2 separate regions of the Mus musculus genome follow, and region 1 is linked to region 2. The links are chromatin loops, found by intact Hi-C in ENCODE. Cell type or tissue: left cerebral cortex. All regions are shown on one strand.

Region 1 (5,000 bases), 1.5 Mb before region 2:
TTCAGGAAATTGTGTCATTTAATTCTATTTAGATCAGGCTTTACTGAATCGATTTGTACATTTACCAGGCAAGTGAGCCACAGCTACATGCTTACATTTCTGTTAGCAGAATCTCATGGTGAGATGGATGGGAGGTCTTATTTGTACACAAGTAAGGAAAAAAAAAAAAAGTTGTGTTCAGCCTGGCTGTGGCTGGCAGGCGTGAGGTAAGGACAGGTCCATGAAAAGCCTGAAAAGGACTCACAGGGAGCCAAAGTGTGACAGGGGATGCGAAAGGAGCAGGCACATAAGAGTCATGGAACAGCCCGTTAGACAAGCTTTAATACTCCCTCTGCACAGGGGTTTCCGACCTTCCCAATGCTGTGACCTTTTGATACAGTTCCTCCTATTTTGATGATCCCCAACTTAAAAAGTATTTTGTTGCCACGTTATAACTGTAATTTTGATACTGTTATAAATTGTAATGTAAATATCCAATATGCAGGTTATCTGGGGTGGCTACTCATAGAACCAATGCCCCAGCAACTCATCAAAATACTGTTCACCTGTGGTGACTCGTTTCGCTTTTCAAGTCCCATGAGCCCACAGATGATCCATGCGTCTCACACAGTCTTTAGGGTAGAAACAATACCACCTTTGGGGGAGGATTTTCTGTGATGTCATTGTTTCCGGCTCCCTCCTTTGCATGCGAGTCCTCCAAGTTTCCCTATCACTTTTCCATAGCATTTCTTTTGAAGGTGGATGTCAAATTATGTGAAATTCAGAACCCACAAAACTTTAGCCTGTCACTAGGTACCGATTATCTTGGGCTGTACCTATGATCCCATCAGGAGACAGAGTAATTTGAACAGGAAATAGTTGGTAGAGTGAGTTTTTAAAAACTAGAATGAGAATGAATGGGAGTTGGAAAGTGAGAAGTGAACGGAAATCCAAAGGCTACAAAAATAGCCAGCGCAGGGTGCAGGCACTGAGCGAAAACCCCAGTGAGGGACAAACGTGGGAACTGTATCCTCCCATTCCCTTCCTTCCCCCCTCCCCCTGTAAGGTAGAGAGCCATGTTTCACTGGAGAGGGATGGCTGTCGCAGCTCTTGGCAGAGTGGGGAAGCCTCACCAAGTGTGAAGCCCTCCCAAAGGGCCCCTTGGAAGCTGTATATGAGCAGATGCCAAGCCAATGGCACTTTACAGAGAGACGTCTGTGCAGCGCGGAGGGAAGCTATATATGGGGAATATCATTCTCTGCCAGCCATTGAGCACCGCAGAAGTCAGGTTCATGGGAAGTTGCCCACATTGCAGCATCTGTGAAGGAGGCAGCAGATGCAGGTGCCTGCCCAAAGAAGAGTACCATGGAAACAAGAGGCACAACTTCCTCCTACTGGGTCCTCCCTGTATCCTCTATCTGCAGAGTATCCTCTACCTGCAAATCTTAGATAATATAAGCCATCCAAGCTACAAACAAGAAATAGAAGATCGAGCTTCACTATGGCCAAGAATAATAGCTAAAAGGCGATGCACTGATAATTGGTGTACTGCCTGGTTTTGTGTCAACATGACACAAGCTAGAGTCATCAAATAGGAAGGAGCCTCACTTAAGGAAATGCCTCCAAGAGATCCAGCCATAGGGCATTTTCTCCATTAGTGATCAATGGGGGAGGGTCCAGCCCAGTGGGTGGTGCCATCCCTGGGCTGGTAGTCCTGGGTTCTGTAAGAAAGCAGGCTGAGCAAGCCAGGAAGCAGCACTCCTCCATGGCCCCTGCATCAGCTCCTGCCTCCAGGATCCTGTCCTGTTTGAGATCCTGTCCTGACTTAGTTCGGTGATGATGTGGAAGTATAAACTGAATAAACTCCTTCCCGACTTGTTTTTTGATCATGGTGTTTTGTTGTAGCAACAGAAACCCTAACCAAGACAAGGGGTATGCGTAGTTTCTGCATGCAAGACATATTTGTGATCACATTCAAATCTCACAAAACCCCTTCTATTTTAAGTAATTGAAGTAATTGCTATCAGCATGAGACACTGATCAGAAGTTGAGAGACTGCTCAGTGTTTGGAATCAGCTGCTATTTGAATCGATTGTGAGGAAGGCCCATATGGGATGCTTTCTAGGAGACTGTCTGAGAAGGTCTCCTAGTCTACAGAGGACTAGGCGGCGGTTGGATGCCTTGCCAATGTTTTCACTTTCCGGAAATCAGTAATCACCCGCCATCTTATTAACAGAGCTTTCTACTTGGCATCAAGTCTGGAAAACAGAGCCTATACAATAAGATTGTGGATGTTAGGAATTTAATTAAAACATTCTAATTCTGTTAGGAATTTAATAAAAAAAACAATCTAATTTTGGTGGGTTTTAGCCTTTAAACTGTATCCATCAGGCTGTTATAACTGGGATTTTTGTTTTTTGTTTGTTTTAAATATTTTCTTTATTTACATTTCAAATGCTATCCCCTTTTCTGGTTTCCCCTCCAAAAACCCCATATGCCCTCCCCTTCCCCCTTCTCACCAACCCACCCACACCCACTTCCCTGGCCCAGGCATTCCCCTACACTGGGGCATCGAGCCTTCACAGGACCAAGGGCCTCTCCTCCCATTGATGACTGTCAAGGCCATCCTCTGCTACATATGCAGCTGGATATGCTATGTATGGCCATGGGTCCCTCCATGTGTATTCTTTGGTTGGTGATAACCTTTTTTTCCCCTGAGGATTTAGCCATCCACCAGCCTGATGGTTTTGGACTTGTCCTTTCCATCAGGGTGTGTGGAGGATGCATGGATGGGAAGACACAATTTTGAAACAAGTTGCATCTCTCTGTAAAAATTAATTTAATTAAAAAATTTATTTTTTATTTATTCATAGAGGGGCATGTTGACTGCTATTTCTCCGATTTCCACTAGATGACACTGTTGTTTCAATTTCATTGCTTTCCTTGGCATGGCCCTCTTAGAGCACCACATTATGAAGAAATTATAGAGCTGACCATTCTTCCAGGGAAAAGAGCTGCAGAATAAGAAAATGCTCCAATTTAGCAATGCCTTCAGGAGCTACCTCAGCCTTCTGTTTGTAACGGCCTTAAAACAAGTCTGTGTGTTGATGTTAAGAAAATACTTCACACTGACTCTATGTTTTGTTTTTTTCAATTGCTGTTTAAAATCTTCATTCTCTGTTCTCAAAGGAGCTGAAGCAGATCAGGCCATCTTCTTACATATAAAGGCTTCCTCCAAACACAAGACTAACAGGGATGTCTGCGTGAATATATTTTTACCCTACTCATTCTCTCTTAATCTCCCCCCCAACCCTTAATCTATCCCCAAAGTCCTCATGTCTTTGCTTGTTTGTTTAATCATCGATTGTTACCAGAATTGTCTGTGTGGCACTGAGTTTGGAACTATCAGCTGGGTTCACTATCGTGAATACAACTGAAGACACTGCCTGTCCCTGTCTCAGAAGCCACCAGTGGCCAGTAGTTCAGCAAGGAGGCATAGGGACCTATGAGCCCCTTTTAAGCCATGATTCAATGTTGACAGTCCCAGTGATGTGCCGGGCCAGTGCAGGAAACCATAGCTACTTCAAGGTCATGTTTGAAGTGGCTGTGTCATGCCCTGAACATAGAATTTTCCAGGCCTTCTCCCTAACTTCCAATTCATGTATTCTGTCTGTCCTTCACCCCCTTCCATGATAGTCTCTGAGACTTAAAGGGAGTCATATAAGCATCGTGTGTAGGGCTCAGAATTCAGCCACCATGTACTGTCAGGACCTTGAACAGCTATGAGTTTCCACATTCTCTGTCATTCACACCAAAGTGAAGTTTCTCTGATTAAGGATAAGTGCATGAGTATACACATCAATACTTAGAAGGCTGTTTGATGCCATGGCAATTTAGCTAAATAAAATAGTAAGTTTGTTTCTAAGACAGATCTTCCTAGCTATGGGTTCTTGATGGGTTTACAGCACTAGGGCATTTTCCCTTCCTCAGAATTGGGCCTTAAATAGAAAGTGAGAACACTGGTCACCACATAAAAGACATATACTAGTTGGCATGTCTTGCCTAGCAGGTTGGGATTGTAGTTCTTAGGATTTACAGCTGCACCAGACCACAGTGCCTATGTGCCAAGCAGGCTGCATGGCACTATCTGACACTAAGAAAGTTAGCTCTCTATGAGGGGGTTTAAACTCTGAAAGTACTAGAAGGCAAAGTGAAGAATACACAGACGATACACAGATGGGTAATGACTTCCTAAATACGACTCTGGAAATTCAGGAGATGGGCTCAACAATGGACAAATGGTAGGACTTCCTGAGGGCAGGAAGTTTCTGAATGGTGAAGGAAACTGCTCACTGAACGGAAGGTCAGCCCACAGAATGGGAGAACATCTTAGCCAGCTCTACATCAGACAGAGGATTGCTTTCTAGAGTATACAAAGAACTAAAAATTGTACACATCAATAAACTAAATAACCCAGTTGAAAACTGGGACTGGAACTGAATCGTGTTCTCAAAACAATATTAAAAGCTAATAAACACTTTGAAAGTGTTCAAGATCATTAGCCACCAGAGAAATTCAAACTAAAATGACTCTGAGATTCCAGCTCATCCGAATCAGAATTGCTATCATCAAAAAATTAAATGATAGCAGGTGCTGGCCAGGTTGTAAAGAAAGCGGGGTGGGGGTGTCCCATTTTCACCCTTGGTGGGTCTCCAGACTGGTGAAGCCACTATGAAAGTCAGTGTGGAGGTTTAACTCAGCTATACCACTCCTGCACATACACCTGAAGTGCTCCATATCCTAGCACAGAGATGTAAACCTGCCCATGTTCATCATGGTAGATAGGGCCTGGAATCTACTTAGATACCCTTCGATTGATGAATTATAATGAAAATGGGGGACATATACAGTGGAATTTTGCTCAGCTGTAAAGACAAAATTATGAAATCTACAGGTAAATGGACAGAACTGCAGAAAAATTATACTTGGTGAGGTAAATCAGGCCCAGAAAGACTTGCATG
Region 2 (5,000 bases):
GGCTACACTGAAATCTATATCTTCCTCTGGTCAAGTCCTGGTATTACAGGTGTGCACCATGACAGACGATTGAGATACCTGCTCTTTTACCATAAATTTGGTCATTGCAAATGAGAGGGAGGGAGAGAGAGAGAGAGAAAGAGAGAGACAGACAGACAGAGACAGACAGACAGACAGACAGACAGACAGACAGAGAGAAAGAGAACGAGCTATGTTCCATATAAGTATTTGAGAGAAGAACAACTACAATGGGAAGCCAATCAAAACTCTCACTATATCTATGAAGATGCTGGGAACGGTGCGTGCAGTAATAACTCCAAAAGGCCTACCAGTAGGGACGTTCCATGGACTATAATTTTGTCCTGATCTACATCTACCCCCACTCCCAGTTTTCGCATGCACAGAGGAGTCTCTGTGGACACAAGACAGCCAAGTAATCAAGCGTTTAGTACTTTCAAATTATTAATGACGGTTTTATCTGACCGCTGGTCTTTATAAAGTTTCTTGATTATTTACCTAAAACTAACTATTACATGTCTTGGCATAGCAAAACATCCTAATAATATGTATCTTTTACTATCTGAAAAAGGGCAATAGATGATGTATTTATCAAAATATCTACAACAACACAGTATCGTTGGTCCTCACTATATATATTCACAGCTAATTAGCTGCCTGCTCTGCTGGAATCCACTGCCCATTCTCCTGGAATCCTCTATCCATTCTCCTGGAATCCTTTGTCCATTCTCCTAGAATTCTCTATCCATTCTGCTGGAACCCACTGCCCATTCTCCTGGAATCCTCTATCCATTCTGTGGAATCCTCTATCCATTCTCCTGGAATCCTTTGTCCATTCTCCTAGAATTCTCTATCCATTCTGCTGGAATCCTCTGCCCATTCTGCTGGAATGCACGGGATATTCGGGGGAAGCCGTTGTCTCTAAGTTTCCATTCACCTAAATAAGCGCCCTTTATCAGATGGGAGTCTCCAGTTAGAAGTAAAGGCAACTAAGTGACTCAGACTGCCATAAACCAAGGAACATGGGGACTCTAGAAGCGGATAGGGTGTAAAAGAAGATAAAGCAGAAGCAGAACCCCTGACTCAGAGCAACAGGCCAGGTGCAGCGGAAGGACTTAGCAGGCAGCTCTGACCCAGAGGAGCCCAGCCCAACACTGGCCCTCACACTCAGCGTAAGGGAAGACAGGTCCTTATGATGGACTTCAGACTGGGCTGTATCTAGCCCTGGGCTAAGGAGGAAGGGCCTGGGTGTTGACAGGACTAAGGCTATTTCAGAAGGAGAGGAAGAGGGAAGAAACGGAGTTGTGGTTTCCTGAAAGACAAGGAGGCTTTAGTGGCAAAGCCGTGGAGAGCACTCGTCGCAGGCTGGCCACCTTCAGTTTTCTCTTCTGTTCAAAGGGGGAAAGAAACTGTCAGAGTTAGGAACCTTGAATGATTTCCCTGGGAGGCTGTAGTTTCTCATCTTTCTGATGATACCAAGATGTACTTTTAACAGTAGCTAGAGAAAGTGACTTTCTCGAGTGCTACCCTGTTATTCAATAGCCAGAACCCAAGGATGCTAAGGCAGAAAACACACAGAGCCTTTCCCACGGAGTGCCCAACGTTTCATTCTAACCACCGCATCCCTCTATCCTCATCGGACATTGAATCACATAATCAAAAATAACCTGTCTATATGGAAAACACACGTTGTGTTGATACTAAAAATGGGCAGAGGACAGCAGAGCTTCCTGGGAGATGCCCAGAGTGTGTGGCCAGAAGCTTGCGTTCTGTTGTACATCTGCCTTTGAACTCCTGCATCACTGTATTTGTCTCACGTCAATCGAAGAATGTCAGGCCCAAACTGTTGCAGTTTTAGCAAGGTGCTTAGGAAATCCTACTCCTCACTGGGGCATCCTGAAGGAAAACGCTTTATAAGCCTAGGTCTTTAGTAACCATCCCATTTGGTCTTCGTTATAAAAGGTTCCTTCCTACCGCCCTGGTGATTCGTTGGCGTGCCTAGTACTCATCACAGACCCTGACGAGGCTACAGTTTGCTTCAGGTGTCTCCGAAACAATGTAGAATCCTGAGCCTATAGGGAGGTTTAAGGTGTGGTTCAATACAATCAGTACATATATGTTCTAGAAAGGGTTTGTGCCACAGCTGGATGAAAAGGGAACTTGTAGGGAGTGATGCAGAATTTGCTTCAGTTTGCCCAGAAGAGCAGTGCTCTGTGTCCTTGTCACTGTGTGGACACTGGAACTGCTCTCCTGAGCTACAAAAATACGGAGAACATTTATATATCAGAATATCTACTTAACAGTCTGAAAAAAAAAAAAAAGCCATGACTTTATTCACCCATAGGGTGATGTTAATATTCTTGCAAAATCCCTTTATTTCCATAGGTTTTGCCCATTCCTCTAATCATTTCCTTAAACATCTGTAAAGAAAAATACTACTTTATGTGGGAATGCAAGAGACAAGCAAACTCACTCCTGTTATTTTTCACTTTTAGACCTGAATTATTTTGTGAAGTTTACAAAGCCCTGTAGCTTAACTTAAGAGTGGACTGATGTCCTTCGGTGGAAGTAATTTACAGTAATCTTCCCCAACCTGCATGGTATTTATTTGTGAAAGACAAGGAAGTATGGAATTACCATGGAGAACAGAAACAAAGGCCGGAGGAAACCATGTTCAGAACAGAAGAGAGTTGCTGCCACCTAGAGGTGGAAGTGGGTGTCGCTGAGAGCTGTAAATGGTTGATGTCATACAATCCTAAAACCAAAATGCAATCTAGGGACATCATCTCCACCTCTAAACAGGAATGGACTCATTTGGCCTTCTAGCCTCCATTAAAACTGGGCCTTGAATGCTCAATAAGATTGTAGTGGCTCGGGGTTTTTGTTTTTGTGTGTTTCATTTTTGTTCTCTTCAGCCTTATTTCTTTCTGTTCCTGCAGTTAGTTCTAACTCTCTGAAAGTCTTCGTCCTCCACAGCACATTTGTGAGCCATTTGCAAGCTAGTGGGTAATGTCTTTTCCATACTCTGGGCTACCTTTTTTCCAATGTTATCCTAAAATTTCCACTAGGGATGCCCCACTTCTCATCAAATTGTGTGGCTCGTGCAATTTTACTTTTTTCCTAAAACAGGGCAGGAGGCAGGGGCAAGCTATGTGGTTGGAGTCCTGGGAAGACGGGCAAGAGGAGAGGACCCTGAGCCTCACCTGAATCATGTAAAAACCTGGTAACTGCCTATAATCCTAGCATTTTGGAGAAAGATGCAATTGCATCCAAGAGCATACCAGATGCCTGGATTGACCCCGGAGCTACATGTTTCTTGCCTCCTCCTCCTTCCGCATGCCCTCACCATCCCTAGCTGGATGCACTCCTTTAAGCTCCTCACTGGCATCCCTCAATAGAGGGTCTTTCACCATGCCTAGTGATCACTGCCAAAGGCCAGTGGAATTACTCCTGGGTTCCTAGCTTAGCTGTTTTGGCAAGAATTTGGAAGTCCAGAGTCCTTACCATTGCACACGAGTCCTTTCCCAGATGTTTGAAGCCCTGCGCATCATGCACAGAGCCCTTACCATTGCACACGAGTCCTTTCCCAGATGTTTGAGGCCCTGCGCATCATGCACAAGCACTTGCCCATTTTCCTTCCTGTGAACTTTCTCATCTTCCTGGACCCTAAATTTCAGCCACATTCAGTAGCGGAACATGCCACAGCAGGCTCCGGCCACACTGATCACTAAAGCCACTATATCCGTTTCGGTACTTTCGCCTTGTTAGTGGGAAGCTCAGGAAGTTTTGAAAGATTTGTCCAAGTTTGCAGAACAAATCAAACTCAGGATCAGCACATCTTTCTTCTAACTATGGTGATTTTTTTTTTTCTTTCCATTTTTTGGTGACCATTTCCCATCTCTTGAAGCATACTTCAAGAAGAGCAGAAGAGCTCAGATCTGGGGAGCAGGGAGGGGTTGCCTCCTGTTAACCATCTCTAAACGTCAAACCATCGTCTCTGTTTCTTGCCTGTTTGTAACTACTGTGCTGGACAAAACCTTTGAAGTGTGTGTGTGTGTGTGTGTGTGTGTGTGTGTGTGTGTGTGTGTGTGTGAAACAGACGTGTAGTTCTGAAGCTCACGCGCAACACCTGCTCTGTCGCTCCCTAATTAAGAGATGCAGAGACAACATTGAGTCCTTCCTGCTCTTGCCTATTTAATTTATAGGGATAATCCGATGCTGAACGAAGGGGACTTTGTAGGAGAGGACTTCATAAGCCTTATGAGGCAAGTCGGTAAAACATGGCTCTGCGGCATTGTCTTTTTCATTTTTTTTTCTCTTAAGTAAACCTTCTTTATAATGCTTTAACAATACAAACTTTGCCACATTTCTCTTTGTTCCTCATTTCCACGAGCCACATACTATCTCGAGATGTTCTAACTGCACTCCTCGCCTCCACCTGCCTTTGGAGACCATCCTTTCTCCACTGGATCCGGGGTTTCCTCAGTGGGCTTGCGAGGGAGCTCTATCTCTCTGCTTTTGCTCTGCCAGCCAGTTCTCCATGGCAGAGGGAAAACCGGCTTGATTAATACAAGCTTGCTTTTCCTATCTCCTTGTGATTGTAATTAGTCTGACGCAGAAGGTTCTCCCACTGAATGAGTGTTGTGTGGCTTTAAAAAAACAAAGCAAAACAAAACAAAACAAATCTGTGTCCTTTGAGTATATTCATTGAACGGGTTTATTTGTGGCTTATATTAATGGATTTGAAAATTGACCTTGTAGTTGTTACTGTGATGCCTTTCCAAAGCACAAATAACCCTCAGACATTGCAACTCTGGATGTGAAACATAACTTCAGTGCTGGATCCAAGGTTTAATAGGAATAATGTGCATGCCATTTTAGCTTGAACAGGCGCTTAGATAACTTTGCTCTTTAGTCTATTAGCTTATTCAACAGCTACAGAATTTTAAACAGCACCGAGAAGAGTGTCAATCTTTGGGGTA

Evidence for each region. Peaks named below come from ENCODE experiments on the same cell type or tissue, not always from the same donor. Only the 100,000 strongest peaks of a DNase experiment are listed, where the experiment ranks them.
Region 1: a loop joins it to region 2, with 6 times the contacts of the local background. A loop is called at or near these places in 11 of 42 quality-filtered maps.

Annotation. Positions count from the first base shown.
Region 1 is chr14:101,426,944-101,431,943 of GRCm38, reverse strand. No RefSeq gene overlaps it. Among named protein-coding and RNA genes, the nearest start is that of Tbc1d4, 180 kb to the left of the region's middle. In left cerebral cortex, a CTCF peak has its summit at 2,878 (motif pointing right); DNase peaks (open chromatin) are centred at 1,165 and 2,944.
Region 2 is chr14:99,929,804-99,934,803 of GRCm38, reverse strand. The region is part of intron 5 of Klf12 (Kruppel-like factor 12); the gene reads left to right. Among named protein-coding and RNA genes, the nearest start is that of Gm22970, 160 kb to the right of the region's middle. In left cerebral cortex, a CTCF peak has its summit at 2,731 (motif pointing left); a DNase peak (open chromatin) is centred at 2,717.